2 separate regions of the Homo sapiens genome follow, and region 1 is linked to region 2. Evidence: chromatin loops called from intact Hi-C (ENCODE). Cell type or tissue: dorsolateral prefrontal cortex. All regions are shown on one strand. Links, peaks and the distances in the headings refer to the core of each region. The heading gives the core; the rest is flanking DNA.

What was found. Peaks named below come from ENCODE experiments on the same cell type or tissue, not always from the same donor. Only the 100,000 strongest peaks of a DNase experiment are listed, where the experiment ranks them.
Region 1: a loop joins it to region 2, with 6 times the contacts of the local background. A loop is called at or near these places in 6 of 110 quality-filtered maps.

The regions. Positions count from the first base shown.
Region 1 is chr2:80,295,465-80,306,803 of GRCh38, forward strand. All of the region lies in intron 7 of CTNNA2 (catenin alpha 2), which reads left to right. LRRTM1 (leucine rich repeat transmembrane neuronal 1) reads right to left here and starts at 9,288. Exons shown (of 2, transcript NM_178839.5): 1 at 8,688-9,288; 2 at 6,414-8,414. The coding sequence starts at 8,355. The coding sequence ends at 6,787. RefSeq lists an enhancer at 8,105-8,730. In dorsolateral prefrontal cortex, for the core only: no CTCF peak of the experiment used is centred there; DNase peaks (open chromatin) are centred at 4,409, 7,977 and 8,867; H3K4me3 peaks cover 5,885 bases; H3K27ac peaks cover 7,155 bases; H3K27me3 peaks cover 2,334 bases.
Region 2 is chr2:80,068,209-80,079,547 of GRCh38, forward strand. The region is part of intron 7 of CTNNA2 (catenin alpha 2); the gene reads left to right. Among named protein-coding and RNA genes, the nearest start is that of MIR8080, 210 kb to the left of the region's middle. In dorsolateral prefrontal cortex, for the core only: a CTCF peak has its summit at 5,027 (motif pointing right); a DNase peak (open chromatin) is centred at 5,043.

The sequences.
Region 1 (11,339 bases), core at 1,213-9,212, 230 kb after region 2:
ATCTGCTCATTAATATTCAGGCAAGCCTGATGAATCAGAATGTCTGGAGGAATAGGAATTCAGGGGAATTTTAATTTTCTGGTTAAGTGACACTCTCTTGAAAACCACTTTTGTTTCAAGTTTTATTGTGGGGAAAAAATGGTAAAATAGAAGCCCCAAACTGGAAAGGTTCTTAGGGAATACCTAGAAGAATCCTTCTAAAAGTAGACACAGAGACCAATTGCAGTAAGATGATTAACAGATGATCCCAGGCATGTAAATGACAGTACTATGTCTAAAGATGATAACTCCTGACTTCTAGACCCTATTTCTTCCAGAGCGCTTACTTGACCTGCCCTGCAGAAATGTTATGATTAACCAGAACCAAATGTGAATTATATTCTTTTAAGTGAATTCTCTAGTTCCTTATAATTTCATCTGCCCATGAACCTCACTCATCTGTGTTGCCTGTCTGTCCCCAGATGAATTTCAGTTTGCAGTTCTTGTATCTCTAGACTATCCTGTTTCTAAGGACTGAGATCATTTCCCTAAATATGTGCACCCTACTCACCAGACTGAGCACATTGATTTTTTTCTAGCTTATTTTTTTTTAGTTTTTTACGATTATTGCGGGTACATAGTAGATGCATAAATTTATGGGGTACATGAGATATTTTGATAGAGGCATGCAATGTGTAACAATTGCATCATGGAAAATGAGGTATCTATCACCTCAAGCATTTATTTTTTTAGCACACTGATTTTTAAAATAGAGGTTCATCACCACCTCACATACATTACAGTTTTGGTTGGGGAAGAAGAAGGCACAGGCTGGTGGGTTGGATTTGTTCAGACTGCAGAACCCCTCCTGGAAGGAATATCAAGTTTCTCATTTTCCTTCTTGTTAATTAAATCTCCACTGTTAACTTGATTTTTTTTTCCTGTTTCCTAAATGAGGTATTGCTAAAGAAAAAGTGGGTCAATTGAGGGTTCTGACTAGTTTTGTCCTAGTTAATTTAAGTTTTGCCATATGTTCTTTGAGAAGCATGTGTTAACTATGTGTTAACTTTTGCTGATTATCAGTGAACCTAAGGGCTTTTAATTTAGATTTCCAGTTACCTGGCAAGAGAAAGACTTAAAAGGAATAAGTCTAGGTAAATCTAAAACTAACTCAGAAGTAAGACCATTCCTTGTAAAGCTGAAGCACAGCATGATGCTTTAGATAGCACCATTACTTTCTGTCGTGGAGCAGGGTTTTTCAACTTCAGCACTCTTGACATTTTAGGTCAAATAATTATTTGATGTGGGGGATGTCCTTTGCTTGTAGGATGTTTCACAGTATCCAGACATCTACCTACTGGATACCAGTAGCACCATCTCACCCATGCATAAAAATTTTAACTGTCTCCAGACACAAACAAGTAAATGTCTACTGGGTGGCAAATTTGCCCCTGGTTGAGAACCAGTACCATAGACACATGATCCATTTAATCACTAAGGAAGAAATGCAGATAAATCCCTGACAATAACATATGGATGTCTCTACTTTACTCTCTCTGAGTCTAAAATCCTATTTTAAGGGGTCGGACTGAATGTACTGGCCATTTCTTCTCCTGGAACCCCGGAGAAGTCTCCTCTATTGGCAGAGTCCTGCATTGCCCAATTACCAGTGACCAGAGCAAACAAGTCATGGTCAGAATTCCTGGATTTCACCACTGTGCCCATGGCATTCAACAAGAATGTGTTGAGCATGTATCCTGTTCCCAGTCTAGTTCTAGGCTCTTTGTTAGGTGTAGGAGTGGAGGGGCAACCATTCAAGGAATAAAGAAACAGTGTGTAGTGAAAAGGCCACCAAGTCAATTAGCACATCCCAGTGCTTCCAATCACTAGCTGGGTGACTTTGCACAATGTACCTGACTTCTGTAAGCCTCAGGTTCTTCATGTGAAGATAAGGTTGCTAGCACCTCCCTCACTTATTGTGATCTAGATAAAGGCACCATACCAGCGACTGCTCAGTAAATTGTATTTCTCCATCTCATTTATATCTTTGTCTAAATTGTAAGAATGCAATTGCCAGGCCCTTCACTTTGAGTAAAAAAAGCAAAAGTCTTCAGAAATTGTGTCCAGTTGAGCAAGGCCAGGAGATGGTGCCCAATCAGAAGTAAGAATTTTGCCTCCTGAATCCCAGAAAAACAAAAAAATCAGAGTAGAGCATACTTTAATGGAAAAATACTGAGGTGGAAAATACTCTCAAAAAATATATTCCCATTTGCTGGCTCTTCCCACTAGACAGCAGGTTACACTCTGCTGTGGCATAAGGAGCCCAGAAGTTCCCCAGCCTGCAAAGCGTCTACCTACTCATTAACTAATGCCTGAAAATACCATCAGCCATATCAGTCATTTATATCTTAACTGTCACTGATTTTATCAGATCCTTTCCTGAATAAAAGTTTGATTATGAAGAAGAAAGTATTAGGATGATTAGTGCTAGAAGGTAGTTACATAATGGTCACCTGCCTGCGCGTGTATGGGTGTGTGTGTGTGGTTATATATGTGTGTGTGTGTGGTACTATGTGGTTTTATATATTATATATTATATATATATATACACACACACACATGTGTGCATATTTGTGTGTGTGCTGTTATATATACAGAGATAGATTGAGAGGTAGGAGTGTGTGTGTATATTTCAGAAGCACATTTAATGGTCATATTCTAGCTAATTCCTTTTTTTTGACATTCTAAACCTATCTCAAAATATATTTCAGAAGCACATTTAATGGTCATATTCTAGCTAATTCCTTTTTATTTGACATTCTGTCAATGGCAGACCCAAATCAGCCAACATCGCCACTCATCTAGAGGAGATAATTTATGTTTATTTTGACTACCCTGAAACATTATGACACTCTTGCTCCAAAACAGATATAATTTCTGGTTCTTTGATAATTTTCTCTGTGAGAGGGGTATGTGATGATGTTCCTTCTACCATCTCATGTGATCCATCAATGCCCTGTTCTACTGGGCCATGTCAGATAGACTAGGCATCAAACTTGCTGACAAGTCGACTAAAATAAGCCGGAAACACAAGTGGCCCCTAATCCTACCAGAGATCTGTGTGTACTTGCTTGGAAAACTTGGGAGGAATAACAAGTGGCATTTGCCCCTCTGATTACTTACATATACTCATAAATGTGTTGTTGATGCTAAATCATACCAAATGTCTGCCTTCTTGAAGGCAGAGAGAAAAGGTTGGGGGCTCTTCTACTTTGATGAGTTCAGAAGAATATTTTTAAATGGTTGAGAAAACTATTTCCTTTTACTGGAATAACCTTTCCTTTGCGATGGTAACTTTGTAGTCTTGGGAGTATAGGCTGCATTGTGGGTAGGTGGTCTCAACTATTAATATCAAGGCTAAGATCTGAGCATCAGGGACTGCCTATTTTTTCTGAGTGCAGCAGAGGACAGGTCTCATTTAACCTGCTTCCTCTGGTCCAACCTAAAAAACTACTAGGGCTAAGACTGGTGTGAGAGTGTCATTTGTCATGTGAAAAGACTTTTTTTCTATATAAATATTCGAAAAACCTCAATACCACTGCTGAACTTTAATCAGCTGGGAAGGTACTGCAAATGGAGGGTCAATCCATCACAATGCCCAGGACGAGACGTGAATTGTGGCCTTAAGTTCTTTTCAGATAGCACAGCATAATGAGATTAGCACCCTCTGTGGGAAGAATAAAAAAAAGGTGCTACACCTTTAAAAATTAGATTCTCTTTTAAATGCTTAGTAGTTTGCTTAGAGGGGTCAGAGCAAGTTTCTTGAAGCTTAAAGATTAATTAATTTGAGAAAGAAAAGATTTCAAGTGTTACAAAACCTTAGTTAAAACTACCACTTTCCCTTATTCCTGCCGTTTCCCCCCACCTCCCCCCACCAATCTCCAGAGCTAGAGGCACAGGGGCATGAAATGATGTGAGCTAAATTCCCGTTTGTGTAGACAACGTTTGCTTGCCTACAAAGACACACAACGCAGAAACATACAGACACACACACAAAGTAAGAACATAGCTTTCTATGGTCATCATTTGCTCTTAAGCTCCCAGATTGCAGATTCCTCTTTCCAATGGTTCTTCATGAAATGCGTATGGACTTAAGATCTTCTACATACATGATGTTTAATCATGGGCAGGGTGGGAGGAGTAGCATAAAACAAAGCACGATTATTCTCTCTCTGTCTTATGGCCACCTTGAAACAAGAAGAGTGAAAGATAAAAATGTCTTGGGGATAGGAGATAAACTACAGTTTCCAATATTCAGATTTCTAGAGGGTAGGAGGGGACTTGTGGTTCTGATGCTTGCCAGAAAGGTTTTGCTTCTGAAAGCTTTCCCTGTAAGCACACCCACACAGCTCTTTAATGCACCAAGCCAAAGCAGCTTTGGGCGCTGGATTCCTGTAGCCTTCCTATGAGATGGTTAAGTTCACGGAATCCAAGGAGCCCTCCTTCAGTTGCTACATTTTTTGTTTTCTAAAAAAGGTATGCCGTCTTCTAGAGGAGGTCGCTTTAGTAGGGTTTTAGGTAAGGCACATCCCTGAGAGAATCTTTTTCCTGCTACCCCTGCTCTTGGAGTGGTATGCTATTTAGAAAGGCAAACCCAAATGATTATGCTTAAATTCAAAACCCCCTCCTCAAAGTTATCAAACAAAGCACCTCTCTTCTAGAACACTAATAGTCTGAATGGGTGTCATGTGCATGATGTGTGTCATAATGTCATGTTTTAATTATAAATAAAGCAAGATGAAGTTTCCTGGCCAGGAAAAATGAGCTGGGGTGTTGGGGTGTGTGTGTGTGTGTGTGTGTGTGTGTGTGTGTGTGTGTGTGTGTGTGTGTAAGAAGCTGTCTCCCAGGGCTTAACATCTTAAAAGACATTTGCAAAATATTTCTCTTGAAAGAGACTCTTAGAAATACTATTTTTAGGCATACTGGTTTCTCCATAGGTAAAAGAGAAACCTACCACCAACCCTTAGCTTAAGGAAACCTTCTGGTGATACCATTCTGCATTTCAAAAAGCTGATTTTGCCTCCTAAGATTGGTAGCTGGAGACATTTGCATGTTGGGGGATGGTAGTGTGTGGTTCCCCATCCCCCCATTCCCTCTTCCTGCTATTTGGACTTCTCTCTCTCAAAAAAAAGGAAAAATAAAAACAGAAAGATGCAACTCTTTAGTGTCCGTTAGAGAGGGAAGAGAAAGACTTAGGGACATGGGCTACATTGGTTCAGCATCTGTCATCCATGACAGTTTATTTCAATCATACATTTGCTTAAATTGTCATCTGATGAAGGAGCCCTCCGTCCAATGCACACAGCCTTCCCCTTCCCTTCTCTGCACCCACCAACTGCCACTACCACCACCTCCTCACTCTTTAGTTCAATAGAAACTGAAATCTCAATGATGGACCTGGAAACCTATGAGGGGTGAGAAGGAGCAATCATCACTCTCAACACAGAAAAAAAAAAAAGGGAAAGCAAGCATTACACAAAAGGGCCATCTGAGAAGAGGCAGCTTTTCTGTCCTGGGTTAACAAATTATTCCCATCTCAGAAATATGCAAACACAGGATCAAATGAGTATCTTCTCCCACTCTCCCCACCCCATCACTGCTCTGTCACCTCTGCCCCTAAAGTCTCTTGCTACAAGTCATTACCCTGCAGGCATTCATCCTAAGGTAGGTTTTTCTCCTCATTCCCCATAGAAACTAGGAATGTGCTGTCACTGTTTGGGAGCCTAAGCTTGCTGCAGTCTTAGCAATGTGCTCCAGAAGCACAGCTTTCAGCCCTAAACATCGGGATTCTGCCTCCTTCCCCTCAGCCAGACCAAAGAGAGCAGTGAGCTGAGGGGCTCCCTTTAACAGGGGGTACAAGAAGGGCACAAATGCTACTAAGTCTGGTGAATCAAAGACTCAGGAGAATTAAGAACAGGTGGCATTTGGGGATGAGATTTTGAGGTGATTTGAAAGATGGTTACATTAAGTGCAAAAATGTTTCGTGTTCCTAGGAGAAACTGTCTGGCATTGCTTTTTAAAAACCATTTGCAATGCTCTCTGCTTTAAAGGCTGAGTAAGGGTGCCCAGTCCTCAGTCCACCTCTCAGTTGCCTGAAGGTGGTTAGATTGCACTGTCCCTGCCCCAGTAATATAAAGGGTCTTGCAGTTTTTCTTTTTCTAGTCCTTACACATGTGGAGTAAATTAACATAAATCATTAATCTGATAAGCTTTCTTTGCCCTTCTTTAAAATTTCAAATTGAATCTGACTACGTTGCTCCTGGATTTTCCTTCTGGCCCCTGGACAACTCCCTCCCCACCCACCAAGGAAATTTTAACTGTTGCTTTTCTTGTAACACAGGTAACAATTCATTTAGGTTACACCAGTCTGTAAAAACTGTAAATGCTATTTTATTTTAAACATTTTAGTTTACAAAAAAAAAAAAAATCAATGATTGGTACCTTTTTTACACTCTCAGATTCCTGAATATGGACAGATCTTCAAAGGGAGGAAGGAGTTCTCATATGAAATTTAAGATAGACTGTCCTGAAGGTTGTGGGGTGGGGTTTTTTGTTGTGTTTTAATTCGCTTTTGTTTTTAAGACACAATAAAGCTAAAATGTCAAGTCTCTGGGAGAGATCCCCTTAAAGTTTCAGTCAAGGAGCATATCAGAGCACAGACAAGGAGACCCCAGCCTGGTGCCCGCCGGCCCGTCCCGGCTGCCCAGGCGTATTTGGTAGCGCATGGGTTGAGAGCCACTGGGACAATCACACCTCGCATTCCCTCGCGGGCTGCTGGTGGCAGGTACACGAGCCATACTCGTTGATGATCACCAGGGCTCCCTCAATGTGGTTCGGTTTGTAATCAACGTAGTATTCCTGGGCAGACATGGCAGCCATCTGATGCATGGTCTGTTTCTGCTTTTGCTTCCTGCGCTGCGTGACAAAGCACTGTCTGAGCTGCCTGAGGCTGGCTGGGAAACACTTCCAGGACACGTAGAGCACCAGGACCACGATGAGGAAGGAGAAGATGAGGGCCATGGTGCCCGTGACCACCTTGTGGATCTGCACGGCGTTCTCGGCGTGCTCGCCGCCTGGAAGAGCCACGGTGGCAGGCTCGAATGTGCCGTCGTGCTGCCCCTCCCCGCCGTCCGCGAGCGTGGTGGCCGAGCTGGCAGGGGGCCCCAGATCACTGCGGTTGGTGACGGCCGAGAGCAGGTGGCCGCTGGTGGGCTCGGCCCCATCCTCGCACAGGTGGAAGGCGTACACGGCGTCCAGGACGTCCTCGCCCTGTGCGTACTCCGGGCTGGCGCACTGCAAGTTGCCATCGTAGCGCCCCTGGAAGTTGTTGAGCCACGAGGCTAGGGCACACACGTTGCGCCCGCAATCCCACAGGTTCCCGGCCAGGGTGATGCTTGTCAGGGACTTCCAAGAGTTGAGGATCCGGGGCTCGATGTAGGTGAGGCGGTTGGAGTCCAGCTGCAGGGACTGCAGGTGCGGCACGGTCTCGAACACATGGGGCTCCATGTACTCGATCTCGTTGCCCGACAAGTCCATTTTCTCCAGGTTCCAAACCCAGTCCAGCGAGCTGACCACAATGGCCACCTTGTTCCTCCGCAGGCAGAGCGAGTGCAGGGAGATGAGGCGCGGGAAGTGGGCGAAGTTCACCTTGACCAAGTCGTTGTGCTCGAGGTGCAGCTCGGTGAGCTTAAACAAGCCGGCGAAAGAGTTGCGCGCCAGACTCTTGAGCTGATTGTATCCGATGTCGAGAAACTTGAGGCTGCGGCAGTCCTGGAAGATGCGCACGGGCACAAACTGGATGGCGTTGGCCCGCATATGCAGCGTGGTGAGCTTCCGCAGCCCGTGGAAGAGGTCGGGCGCGAGCGCCTGCAGCTTGTTGTACGAGAGGTCCACGCTGCGCAGGTTGGGCATGGGCCGGAAGGTGGTGTTGGGCAGTTGGGTGATCTGGTTGGAACTCAGCGTGAGTTCCTTAACTCGGCGCAGTTTCTGAAAGGCGTCCCCCTGCACGGAGCAGATGTGATTGTGATCCAGATAGAGCCACGTGAGCTGCATTAACCCCGTGAACTGGCCGGCGCGCAGCTCCGAGAGGCTGTTGTAGCGCAGGGACAAGCCCAGCAGGCCGGACAGGTTGTGGGGCGCCTCGGTGAGGTTGAGCGCCTCGCAGTACAGCAGCCGCCCCTCGCACCGGCACAGCTGCGGGCACCCGCTGGGGGCGGCGGGCAGCATCTGAAAGCAGGCCCCCAGCAGACACAAGACCACCCCCGAGGGCCTCCTCAGCAGCCAGTATAGACAGAGACCGAGCAGCAGGAAATCCATTAGCGAGAATCTTTCCAGAGAGACTGGAGAATGTCCATTGGAAGCGCTCGGTCAGAAATCTACATCATATTTTATTCCGAGGGAGGGGAAGCGGGGGAGGGGGAGAAAAGGGCAAAAAATCAAATAAATACATAGAAATAAAGAAGGACCCCCCTCCCCAAAAACCACACGTTCACCTCTAAGCATGCAGAAAGCTGGGCAGCATAGAAAGTTCACAGCCACGGAAAGATCAAAGAGATGGTGATTTGGTCCATGTTAGATGCTGCAGCAAAGAAAAGGGAGGAAAAAAAAAATCTTCGGGAAAGAATTTAATTAAAAAGTGTCTTACCCACCCTTTTCCAGAGAGTGACAACCTCCATTCAGCTGCTCCCTTTGTGTGCAGGCTAATTATATGCAGGGCGAGAGAAGACCCCTCTGTGTTTCCGAGGCAGCCCCGGTCCGCGGCCGGCGGATCTGGCAGGCGCACAATGTCTCACTTTGCTGCTCGGCTCGGGGCTGCAAGGGCGGCCGGCAAGGCGGGGAGGCGACTTCTAGGACCCGCAAGTTTCCCAACTACGTGCCGGAGCCCGAGCTTCGCCTTCCTGCCGCCTTCCTTTCCCTCTGCAGTTCGGACTGTGACGTTGTGGGGGGAAAAAACTCCAAACTCGGGGCTCGCGACTCCCCAGGATCTGACAGTCTGGTTAATGTCCGTCATTGGAAACGACCACTGACCGGCGCCACCTTTTACTCCGCGGAAACAGCCTGCCATTCGCGCCCCGGGCAGCTGCAGAGAGCGGGCTCACTCATGCTTTGCGGGCGGCGGGCGGCGGGCGGCGGGCGGTGGGGAGGTGCGGACGGCGGCGCGGGGAGCGGCGAGCGGCGCCCGGGCTCCTTCCCTCCACCAGGCAGTGTGCGGCGCGAGCTTGCACAGGCACCTACTGCTCACTGAGTGTCGTAAGCTGCTCACGATTGTGCGTCTTCCCCGAGCACCTCAGACATGGGCAGATTGAAAAGGGGTGGGCATAAAACCAACATTTTACCGAACCACTAAAGTAATATATGTTTTTTGATGAAACGGAAAACACTTTCAGCTTTTTTGTCCATATTTCAAAAAAAAAAAAAAAAAAAAAAAGGAGGGGGGAGGGAGGTGGAGGTAGGGGTAGCATCATCCACGACAAGATATTTCCAAGTGGGAAACTGAAATGTTCTGTGCTCTCCCCCTTGCCTTTTGGGGATATATTCTTTTCCCCTTTAAAACTGTCTACGTGTAAGAGATACGTAGGAATCTGTAGAGAAATCAACGTTTGGACCTTTGCTTTAGAAAAGCAACTTGAGAGAAGACACAGGAAGGCAATGATTTGGGGCTTGGCTAAGATTTTTGGGGTTTTTTCCCCCTCTTGCGGGTACTGGAATTCTGCAGTCAGCCAGCCCTTTTTTGAGGTGGAGAGGGGAAATGCTTTCCAAACCCACCTAGTTTGGGAAGCCATCCAAGTCCCGGTGGTGTGAGATCCAGTGTGGCAAAAAGGTATGTCTGTGTGCAGGGAGACTTGACTGAGATCCCTCCGGGGCTTCATCAGGCTCCACAGATACATATGGGGTACAGAGTGGATTAAAGAACGATTGTACTGTCTGACATGGGGAGGGCTTACCCTGACTTGTGCTGTTCATGGTGATTACTGGGCCCTGCAGTGCACCCCACTCCAAGAGAGTGTGAATGTGTAGGGACGTGATAGTTTAAGCCATAATGAAGCCTACCCGTCTCCATACACACATCCTAATTAATCTTTGAGACTGCACTAAGTTGTGCCACTTTTTCCTCTGAGTATGACGAGAAGCCTTTGCCTCATTATTTCTATTCATAATCATTTATAGATAGGAGTCCTTACAATGAGCTCTCCCCCCACCTCCCCACACACACACCTTGTGCCTACTGGTCTGTAGAGGGTCTGCCCTGGGGAGGGTCAGTTGGTCATCTGTTTAAACAAAGTCCTCCAAGATGGCTGAGAAAGCCTGCGGGAAGTGAGTGTGGGCAAGCCTTCCTTCTTGACAAAGATGCCCAGGGAGATGGTAGGGAGAGTCAAATGTGAGTCTCCAGCTCCACTGTTTGAATTCCCATCGTTTCTGCCTCTAAGGAAGTCAAAATCAGTAGGCATTATATGTAGTGGCACTTACTTTGATAGGAATGAGGGTGGATTACCAGAGCCAGGGTAGATAGACTGGACAAGTAACTGGATTGGTCCTTAGCATCTAAGCTGAAGAGGCCAACCAATGGAATCAAAGTCACCAAAGACTGGTGGTACTTTTCAGGAAAAGTCATATGAACAGGGGCATGAATCATTCCATTTTGTATTCATCTGAGCTCTGCCCTGGTCATTCATCTCTGAGATGTATCATTTAATTGGAAGGAACACAAATCTGAAATGTCCTAGACATCACATGCTGTCTTAGGAGTTAGAAGAGACATTAGAAAATCAACCCCCTTAATTTTGCACGTGACTAAACTGAGGCCAAGAGACATCATGGTTTATCCAAGGTCATACAGCTTGCAACTGGCACAGATGGTTTTTTCTTTCTTTCTTTCTTTTCTTTTCTTTTCTTTTCTTTTCTTTCTTTCTTTCTTTCTTTCTTTCTTTCTTTCTTTCTTTCTTTCTTTCTCTCTCTCTCTTTCTTTCTTTCTTAATTTGCCATTCTTGATGATTGCCTCTCTGTCACTCTTGCTGCCTACCTAACTCTGGATCAGGCATTTGCATGTTTCATCCTGGCACCTCCAAGGTGCTGCGGAACACTTTAACAGACAGACAAACAAATTCACCATCAAGTGGTTTCACCTCTTGCCAAGACAATTATTCGTGACAGCAGGCCAGCTGATGGAGCCATAAACTCTAAAGGGTTGGGAGGTGGGGGAGGGGTGTTGAGGAGGCACCCGCAGGGTTAAACAGCGGCCAGCCATTCAGCGAGTACTGTGAGTACACACCACCCAATCCCTAGGGTTGCTAGGAAAAAAA
Region 2 (11,339 bases), core at 1,497-9,496:
CTCACAACCTCACACTGTTGCTTATAAGCACAGTACTGGAGGCCAGTGTTTTTGGAAGAGGACCAGCAGAATGGAGTGCACTAAGTGCTTTGAAGTACCTAGAGAGCCTGCAGGGAGTGGCACTAGGTAACAGGGAGGTCATGCTTCTCCTGTTTATCATCTTGGCCATTAACTAGAGCAAAGCTCTTTGTGGGAAACATGCAAATTGCTGAAAATGGAGTTGAATTTCCTTCATCTCTCTTTAACTGGAAATATAATTGCAACTCCTTGCACATTGCATGAATTTTTTTAAATCCTGTCACGCTTTGTTGGCTCACTGCTTTTCATCTTAATGTTTATTAAAACAGCCCAAGTTCCCTTTGATGCTGAAAGCCCAAGTATGTGATTGGAGACCATTGCCAAATTACAATGTATTTTTTACTTGATACTGAGTTTTTTGACTGTTCATTTTTAACTTTTCTCTTAATAACTTGAGAGTTGGAGAGTGAGGGTAGGAAAAAGGAAAAAAGTCAGAAACAGTGACTGGCCAGTTTGAAACCCTTTCCTGGACTCAGGAACCTGATAGTTATTTCCAAAACACCACCACAGACATCTCACATGTTTTCGTATGAGACTCTGTTCTTATACCCCTGACTAGTGGCAGATGGAATGAGCCATGATGCGTGGTCCATGGATGGATGAAAAGATATGTTACATTTTCCTAATGGAATGATCAAGGACCTAACACAGGCACTGCATTAGTCAGGATTCTCCAGAGAAACAACCAATAGGATATGAATAGATATAGAAGAGGAGATTTATTATGACTAACTATTATATAGGAGGCCAAAATGTCCCCTGATAGGCTTAAGAACTAGGAACACAGGGGAAGCCTAAGGCTGGGGGCAACTGAAAAGCATTAGCTCCAATGTCCAAGGGCAGAGAAGATAGATGTCCCAGCTTGAGAAGAGAGAGAGAATTCACCCTTTTTCCACCTTTATGTTCTGTATGGACCCTCAGCATATTGGAAGCTGCCCTAATGCTTGTGCACACTGGTAAAGGTAGTTCTTCTTTACTCAGACTACCGATTCAAATGCTAATCTATTCCGGAACACCGTCACAGAGACAAGTAGGAATAACATTTTGCCAGCTACCTAGGCATCCCTTAACTCAGTTAAGTTGCCATATAAAATTAACCATCACAAATCTACCGCTTGTCAGCATGGTACTCACAAACACTTCTTTTTAAATCATACTTTATCTCTAAATAAAAATAATAGAAATTTATAATTCCATCTAACATGATACAACCATCCGCCATACGATTGAAAATGTACTAATTCCTTCCCCAAAAAAGAAGGTGAAATCTTTGTCTGATCTTTTCTCTTGATACACCATAACTTCAATATTATGATGTGAAATTAACAATGCTTAAATATTTATATAAAGTCAAAACATATTATGTGATAAGGGAATAAGAGAGGAAATAAATTGAAGAGATTTGCTTAATATATGTACGTGTGTGTGTGTGTGTATAAATTCATAACTAATAAGAAAGAAATACTCATGTCAGTGACAGTCCTCCTTTCTGTAAATGGCCATGGCTGGTATTTATAGCTACCTTCTTCTACTATGCATTCTGTTCCCTTTGCCTTCAGCAAGCACCTTAACCTGTCATGCATTTTTATGTGGTAGGTTGACCCAAATCTTTATGCCTGAAGGGTCTGGGCTATTCGTACTTCTGTCTGGAATGTGTTGTAGTCTTCAATTCACTTTAATCACAGGGCATGGTAATACTAAACTAAGAGATCTTCTATATTCCAGACATATTCTTTCTTACCCTGACTGTGGATGAGTGCTACAATTTGCCCTGGTTAGTCTGGATCAATCAGCCCAGCCAACACTGTAACTCCCTTCTCAGTCTATTCACTCATAGGCACATTTAACCCTTTAGAGTAGTGGGTGAGATGATTCTAATTTGATCTAACTAACTTTGCAATAAAGCAGAGATGGGTGCTCCAGTTTTCCTGAAAAGGTAGTTTTGCATTTGAGTCTAATTTACAATAAGCGGGATGATGCCCAGGAAGAAATACTACCTGGATGGTTTCCAAAAATGTTCTATATGAGGGGATTGTGAGTGAGAAGTGTATTAGTTTCCTGTGGCTGCTGTAACACATTATCACAAACTTGGTTGCATAAAGCAACAGAAATTTGTTTTTTCACAGTTTTAGCATCCAGAAGTTCAAATTGGGCCTCACACCTGTAATCCCAGCACTTTGGGAGCTGAGGCGGGAGGATGTCTTGAGCCCAGGAGTTTAACACCAGCCTGAGAAACACAGTGAGACTTTGTCTCTACAAAAAAATAAAAAATAAAACAAAATTAGCTGGGTGTGGTGGTGTGTACTTGTAGTCCAAACTACTTGGGAGGCTCAGGAGGGAGGATCGCTTGAGCCTGGGAGGTCGAGGCTGCAGTGAGCCATGATCACACCACTGCACTGCAGCCTCGGCAAACAGAGTGAGACCCTGTCTCAAAAAAAAAAAAAAGTCTGAAATCAGTTCCATTGGGCCAAAATCAAGGTGTGAGCAGACTCATACTCCCCCTGAAGGCTCTAGGGGGGAATCTCATCTCCTTTCTTCTTCCAGCTGCTGGTGGCTACCTACATTCCTTGGCCATATAACTCCAGTCTCTGCCCATGGTCACATTGCCTTCGCTGTGGTCTCTTTGTGTCAACTGTTTCTCTGCTCTCCTCTTATAAAGATACATGTGTTTATATTTAGGGCCCTACCAAATAATGCAGAATAATCTTCCTATCTCAAGATCCTTAACTTACTTGTGTCTGCACAGACTCTTTTTAAAAATCAGGTAACACTTACAGGCTCCAGGGATTAAGAACTGATAGATTTGAGGGCCATTATTCAGCCTATTACAAAAAGTTTCACATCACTTCATTCCAAAGCCTAAGCCTTGCTCTACTGCACTTCAATATTTTCCTCATTGGTGCTGTATTCTAGTTGTTATTATATCATAGAAAGAAAAAAAGTTTTTGAAAAATTAGAGGACAAACTCATTAAATGGAAGAATTGTAACAAGAAAGAAAGGAGAGATAGTAACAAAGTTTTGCTGAAATATACCTCCTCCCTATTCCGTGCCGTCAATTGTAGCATCCCGCTCTGTTGAATGTCTTCCTTTGAAAGCTTCTCTAAGTTTTTACTTTGAAATGTAGATTTGGTTACCCATTCAGAAATTGCCATCTCACATGTTTAATCAAGACCTTGTCTGTCATTGTTGCCCACTACAAAGTTTTATTTAACCCTGGAGTGAATTTACTGTTCTACTCCTGCTGTGGGCCCCGTGAGGTGGTGTGTGGACCTGAGATGAAAACCACTTGATGTGTGGTTGGAGGGTAATAGACTTCTCTCACCCAGACTGATAAGTCATTACAGGCCCTTACATCCAATAAATCTGAGCTGATTCCCAGCTTGCACTTAGTGTGGCGGAGGGGAGAGAGGACTGAGGGAGGACAGAGTCTTTTCTAAAATGCTGTTCAACGTTGTACAGAGTACTTGGTAACAGATGAGCTCATCGGCAGGGGTTGGAGAATGGTTGTTGAAGTGGTGGCACATTTGGTGGCAAAGGTGGTACCACATGTAATGTCTGCTGCAGACATAACAGAGGAATTCTCGGATTTGGGGAAAACTTGCAAATGAAAATAGTAAAGTTTATCTCCTGCAGAGTTATTGGAAGAGAACAAGAGGGAGGCACTAAGACTCAGATTAAGAGGAGAAAATGTTCCAAATGCTTTGGCAAGGGGATCTTACATATTGGCAGATTTTGACCCTTTTCAGAGTCATGCAATGCTTCTTAAGCTGGAGTCTATAGATAGACACTGAGAGCTCCACAAATTCTCAATTAGAGAAACACTGGCTTTAAAAATAGTGTCAACTCTTAGCCTGATATCTCAATGTCTCCCAAATCTAGCTCCATCTGCCCCTCTTAGTCTACTTTTCTCGCCTCCAGTTTTCCAATTTGGGCTACTCAGCATTCCACAAGACATCTCATATTTGGTACTTTGCACAGATCATATTCCTGCTTTAAAATGTCACCTACCTTTTCTCCTCTTTTCCCTCCCCCACCCCCAGTATGTCCGCTGCCAAAAGTTCCAAGCCCTGCTCTGGTTCTGCCAGTTTCTTGGTGCTCAACTCTCTCTCCTGATTTCTGTAGCACTTAAGCTTGGAAAAGGGCCTTCTGGGGTACCCCACTGCTCCGTATCACTTTTATTTTCTATTTGTTTAATGTTTAAGATTTTGTCTCTGTTTCTCCTGTCACATATTTCTCAAAAACTGCATGCTTACTGTAAATACATAGAGTAACTTCATTTCCATTTTTGGAAGTTGAAAAGCCCTGCCACTAAGACAGGGCTCTGGGGAGCTTGCCCTCCACCCATCCACTATTCCAATACCATTCAAGGTGCAGTGCTGGTCCTGTCCCACCTATTCCAACTAAAACCACATGTCATCAGTGAATTATTGTGGGCAATGCAAAAAGGGAAGGTGGAGCAGAGCAGCGATGGTGAAGAGAGAGAATCTGTAAGAAAATAGGGAGGGTCAAGGGCCACTGAGAAACCTGTGATGGTAGGTAACAGAGAAAGACTTCCAAGCAGGAAAACGAGGGGAAAACGAGGGATGTTCCATTTGATATTATTGTTTACATTGTTGCAAGTAGAACATCCCCCAACTCAGAGTCAAACCTTCTGTTAAGTCAGTATCACACATGTGATGTATGAGTCTATTTTCGTGCAGAAATTAAAGGAAAAAACTGGTTTTCATATTTGAATCAATCAAAGTGAAGCAATTATCGTGAGTAGAAGCCAGAAGCTTTCTACAAAAGTAAAGATGAAATAGTAAGCACTGAAAATATTTGGAGAAATGTGGGTTTGTGGCATAAGGTTGCAGCCAGTCTTCTCTACATCTCATGGGGAAAGGAGATGCCGGGTGGCATTTTAAGGAGTTCAAAGGATTTGGGGACTAATCAAAGAAAAAAATATGACCACAAGGTGGCAGTGGTACACACAGGCTGTGTTAGGCACTTTGACAGGTTTGCAGGCAGAGAGGTTCCTTGCTGTGGAAGTCTGTCCTGAGGGTAAGCGCAGAGGTCCCAGTTCAGAAAGGAAAAAGGGCAGAGATCATCAGAGATTGTGTATCTAGGTGATGTCACTGGGCAGCACAGCAGGGGATCTCTGTGTCTGAGTGCTCAGAAGGGTAGCAGCAGCTTGAGATCTTTACACCCAGAGCTTATGTTATCTGTGGCTACAGGTGTTGGGCACAGATTTGTGAAGTGTGCAAAGCAAGCAAACTCCAATTCACTGAAAATCTGCTTATTTGGGCAATATTTAAGATAATTAGATGTGTAAAAATTTGAGATTGATGCCAGCAGGCTTTTGGGCTAATGGGTCTCAGCCTATGGTGAAGAAACACAGAACCCAAGTGCCAGTGTGCAGGCGCTCTCTGGTTTGTTCATAAAACAAACCTCTCTCTCTCTCTGTCACACACACACACACACACACACACACACACACACACACACTTATAGGATTGGGGTCATATCACATATGTTGTTTTATAACATTTGCAATAATATCTTAATCATTTTTCAATGTCATTACAGATTCTTCTGAAACATTCTTTTTTAATGGCTGCATATTGTTCCATCATGAGCTTCTCTCATGATTAACTAATCCTCTATTTCTGATATTTTCTAACAGATAGTCCAGTATTTCTAATATTGACCTACGGGTATGTAGTGATGGAGTCTGGGGCTTTTTGCTTCCAAACCTGTTTTGGATTCTTGGCTTTACTAAGCAACTGTTTAGCTGGGGAATCACCAAATGATTTTTGAAAATAATGTTAGGAAAAAGACATTTCATTCAAATTCTAAAATATTTAATTATGGCTTGATTTATTTAGTATTTATTTATTTAGCAACATGATGTATGGCCTAAGCTTATAGATTGGTTTTAGTCAAAAAACAACTGTGCTCATCAAATAAGCCCATTATGCAAAGCACACTCCATCATATTGGGTCCCTGAAGAATCCTAGTTTTGAGGTAAAGAACAGACCCCCATCTGGCTACATGTTACCCATCTGCAACAAATCACCGTGACACAAAACATTTAAAGAGGCAGTAGTTGTATTAGGAATGGCATTTCCCCATTTTGAAAGATGTAAGTAAAAACACTGTTTAACATCTGAAGTTCATTTGCAAGAAGAGTAGATGAGCTAGAGAAGGTGGCAGAATGACAGTGTGACTCCCACTTTCTTCATTGTGTGTCTGTATGCGTGTGTGGGGTGAAATAGAGGGCTTATACATGGCAAGATATGCTGCAGGAACAACACCTGATCAAACAACCTGAGTCCTGTACTCTCAATGCAGTTGCAGTGGTGATTCTCAGAGCTCTTCCCCCTCAGTGACCATTTGTGTATTAGACGCTGCTTAAACCTAAGGGGAAATAAGGAGCAAGAGAACAAGATGAGGTTCAAATGGTCTATGCCAGACAACTTACAAAACACATTTCTCTACATAATTCAGTGGAATCACCCCAAATAATACTGCAAATTGTATGTCTCCAATGTTCAGATTAGATTAGGTTACTAAGCCTTACAAATATCTTAGTGACTTTCTCAAGATCCTGGCTGAACCCTATTTGAACTTAGATCTGAAACTTCAAAATCTGTGCTACTTCTAAAAGATTATACAGACAATTTGTCAATTAGGGAAGTCCGTTAAAACTACTGTGTACATGAACATTTGACCTTGATTCGTTTCTATTAGGTCTGTCCATATCCCTTCCCTTACTGTTTTTTTTCTTTTTGTTGTTGTTCTTGTTTCTCCTTTGGTGTTTGCACTTCTATCCCTGTGTGATGGGAAGCCCCTTCATTCTGCCTTTTGTCTGTCCTGGGAAGGTCATCAGATAGGTATTGGAACTTGAAATATTTCAGCTTTTTCTTCTATCATCCATATCAAGATACCTGTATCCCATATTCCTAAGCCATCCATCCTGTACCATCTAAGATGTTAGGGCAAAGTGGCTTTTGATATACACTCTATCTCAGCACAGAACACAGTGGTCAAGAGGAGTTAGCTGTACCTGAATTCTACTCTGGGCTCTCCAACTTACTAGCCATTTCACTCTTGGCAGTTCAATTCTCTCTTAGTGTCTCATTTTCCTCCATTGCAAAATAAGGTGATAATAGCGTCTACCTCCTAGGGCTGTGTAAGGGTTAAATGATGCACTGTGTATAACTTGCTTAGGAAAATGCATAGCACATAGTCATCAAAAAATAACTGTTATAAAAATAATATTTATACATGTATAAATATTATAAAATAATATTTATACATGTATAAATATAAATATTTATACATGTATAAATATAAATATTTATACATGTATAAATATTATAAAAATAATATTTATACATGTATAAATATTATAAAAATAATATTTATACTTGTATAAATATTATAAAAATAATATTTATACTTGTATAAATATTATAAAAATAATATTTATACTTGTATAAATATTATAAAATAATATTTATACATGTATAAATATTATAAAAATAATATTTATAAATTAATTATTTTTATTATATGCTGAAACCACCTGTGTCTTAGGCCATCACTCTAATAGACTTCATTGACTATGAAATGCTTACTCATCACTAGTTACAAGCATGTGTACCGAATGGCTGGAGACAATGAGGAAAGGAGTGCTAGGTAGTTTAAGGACTTTACCTTCTGCCAGCTAAGGACCTACTTTGGAACCATAAGAAATAAATACAACTTTTTTTGCTGTTTTCTTACTGTATCTGGCTCCCTGATAAGAACTTATCAAGCCCTCTTTTCAAAAAGCCTCAATGCCACAAAGTCCTCCCCACCTTCTCAAAAAGGAAATCTACAAGTATTCATTGAAGGCCTCTTCGGTGTTTAGCCTTGTGCCGGGTCTAGGGAATGGAGGTGGGCTTCTAAGATGGCATAGGTTTTGGGTTTCTCAACTTACCTACAGACTTTTTGCATCATTTTTTCCTTTTTTTTTTTTCTTTTTTAGATAGGATCTCACTCTGTTGCTAAGGCTGGAGTACAGTGGTGCAATCACGGTTCACTGTAGTCTTGATTGCCTGGGCTCAAGTGATCCTCCCTGCTCAGCCTCCCTAGTAGCTGGGACCACAGATATGTGCCACCATGCCTGGCTAGTTTTTCTTTCTTTATTTTGTAAAACAGAGATCTCACTATGTTGCCCAGGCTGGTCTCGCATTCCTGGGCTCAAGCGATCCTCCTGCCTTGGCGTCCCAAATTTCTGGGATTACAGGCATGAGCCACTGCACTTGGCTTTTTTTTTTTCCTTAATCATGCTCTTTGTGGAGTTGTCCCTTGCATATCACTTTGCCCCTCTCACTCATTACTTCTGACTTGGGTCCTGTTCATACTGCATCTTGCTAAATAATTTTATAAGCCTTATAACCAAGTAGACATTCTCTCCCTAATGCAAATATATAGCCCCTCTATGTTCTAGAACTCACAACAAGAAAACAGAGTTGCTAAAAGATAAATAGGAGATGCTTTAAAAAGTTAGAGACCCACCAGGAGATTGAGACCATTCTGGCTAACACAGTGAAACCCCGTCTCTACTAAAAAATACAAAAAAAAAAATTAGCGTGGTGGTGGGCACCTGTAGTCCCAGCTACTTGGGAGGCTGAGGTAGGAGAATGGTGTGAACCCAGGAGGTGAAGCTTGCAGTGAGCCAAGATCACGCCACTGTACTCCAGTCTGAGCGACAGAGTGAGACTCTGTCTCAAAACAAACAAACAAACAAAAGTTAGAGACTCACTAACATGACTAAAGTTAAAAAGCTTGATAATGCCAAGTACTGGAGAGGATATGGAACAACTGTAACTCTCATATATTTTTGGCAGAAATATAAAGTGATACAACCTTCTTGGAAAACAGTTTGGCAATTTCTTTGTTAAACATACATTTACCGTAGTACCCAACAATAACACTTTTAAGAAAGTAAATAACACTTTAAGAAAGTAAAATAAAAACTATATATTTAGAATGAATTATACATTAATTGTTGTGGCACCTTTATTCATAATAGCTCCAAACTGGAAACAACCCATGTAACTTCAACAAGTATGAATGGATAAATAAATTATAGTGTATTCACAAGATGAAGTATTAGTCAACAATTTTTAGAAAAACAACAACAACTAGCGGTTAGGCGTGGTGTCCCACACCTTTAATCCCAGCACTTTGGGAGGCCAAGGCAGGAAGACTGCTTGAGCCCAGGAGTTTGAGACCAGCATGGGCAACAAAGTGAGACCCTGTCTCTATTAAAAAAAAAAAAAAACATAAACAAAACAAAGCAAAACAAAACCTACGGATACACATAATTAAACAGATGAAGCTCAACATTTTGCTAAGCTAAACAAGCCAGTCTCAAAAGAATATATACTGTATTATTTTACTTATATAATTTTTTAAAAATATCCAGACTAGTCTGTAGTGACAGAAGGTAGATTAGTACTCACTGGCAGCTGGAAGCGAGAGGAGCACTCGTGAGAGAGGGCACAGGGAGCTTCTTGGAAAGATGGATGTGTTCTATATCCTGGTTGCAGGTGTGGTTATAAAGGCATGTAGACTTTTCAAAACTTAACTGAATGGGTACATAAAATAAGTACATTATATAACTTGCTAAACATAGTAAATTTTTATGTAGTATATATGAAATATATTAAAACAAGACTAGCAATTCAGAAAATAAAAGGTAGGGAAAGATTCCACTTGTCCTACAGTAAAGATATCCAGAAACATGTGAATCTATCCGGTGTTTATTTGACGCATTTAGTTTTGCTCTTAGTCATTTTTTCAACCATTTATTAAACTGACTAGATGCTAAGTCCAGTGTTAGGTGCATAACATACAGAGATCAAAGGTGACTTTGTAACCACAGAACGTTTGCAGTTTTGGCAAGCTGACGAGCTTGAAAATGGTTGCAGAACCATTTTCTGTTGAAAACGCAGAACTTCAACAGGAAGTGCAGGGGACCATGGGTGTGCGGGAGAGGGGCATTTAACTGGGAGGACCAGTGAAGGTTCCTGGAGGAGGTGAAGTTTGATTTGAGTACTAGATAGAGAAGGGGATGTGGATGCTCCAGGAAGAGGAAATAGCTCCTGCAAAGCCATGGTGGGTGTGGTGACCAGCGAGGAGCAGAAAAGTGGACATGGGTCATGTGATTAAGCATTTCAAGAGGATGGTATGTATCCATTCAGCTTTAGAACAGCCCCGCGGGCATCTGTATGGTGTATGGGTTGCAGATGTCGCTATGATCAGAGGCTGGGTAGCAAACCACTAACGTAATCTAGTAGTGGTGGTAAGAATGAAAAAATAGGACATTTGAGGCCTGGCCTCTTCTGGCTCTTTGTGAAATCTAACAAACATCTTCCAGCTCCATCTGGTGCTGCTTTTTTGTTTTGTTTTGTTTTGCTTTGCTTTGTGTGTATTTGTTTGTTTCATTTTGCCAGGGGCATTTGGTGCTCAGCCCTTACCCCCTATGTTTTGTGAAGCATATCTTATTCTCCAGGCATGTCTTATTCTCCCTCCCTTTTATCTTGTCCTGAACACAGGCTAGGGGGATGACATGGTTTCCTTTTAGGTTTTAGAAGAAACAGGAGTCTTATTTGATTCCTCCTTTGAAAGAACTGCTGCCATGGGTGATTTCCTCATTGATGCAAAGAAACTATGCTTTGCCCTACCTTTGAGAGCATTTACAATAGAAAGTCTACTTACTCTTCCAGTGAACTGATATATACTTAGTCTCTGCCCTGTGTCTGGGACGCTGTGAGATGCTGGTGAATTTGCTAGCTGGCGTGATGGATTGTCCCCTTACTTCTCTGCTTTCACTCCCCAACAGATGATTATTGTTCTCCTGTGCAAAGGACTGTGAGGACACTTTGAAATAAAAAGGTAGTTTCTGCCCTCACCTGACATATAATATTAAAGGGAAGACAATATGGCTGCCTGATAAAGCAAAATGGGAAAAGCAATATAAAAGAGGTAGAAGGAGGTAGGTGGAGTGTTACAAGTGAAGAAGAAAGCTCACCCAGGCAGTAGTGACCACATTGGCCTGGCTGCCCCTGCAGAGAAAAGATTTCATAAATACCATGGGAGCTCCTACTAAGCACTGTAATTTCTGTTATGTGCTGGGAATACCAAGAAGAAAGAGAGATAGCCCTGCCTCTAGGAGCTCCAGGACACAGATTAGTCTTATCAAATGAGTCCGGCTGGGCGCAGTGG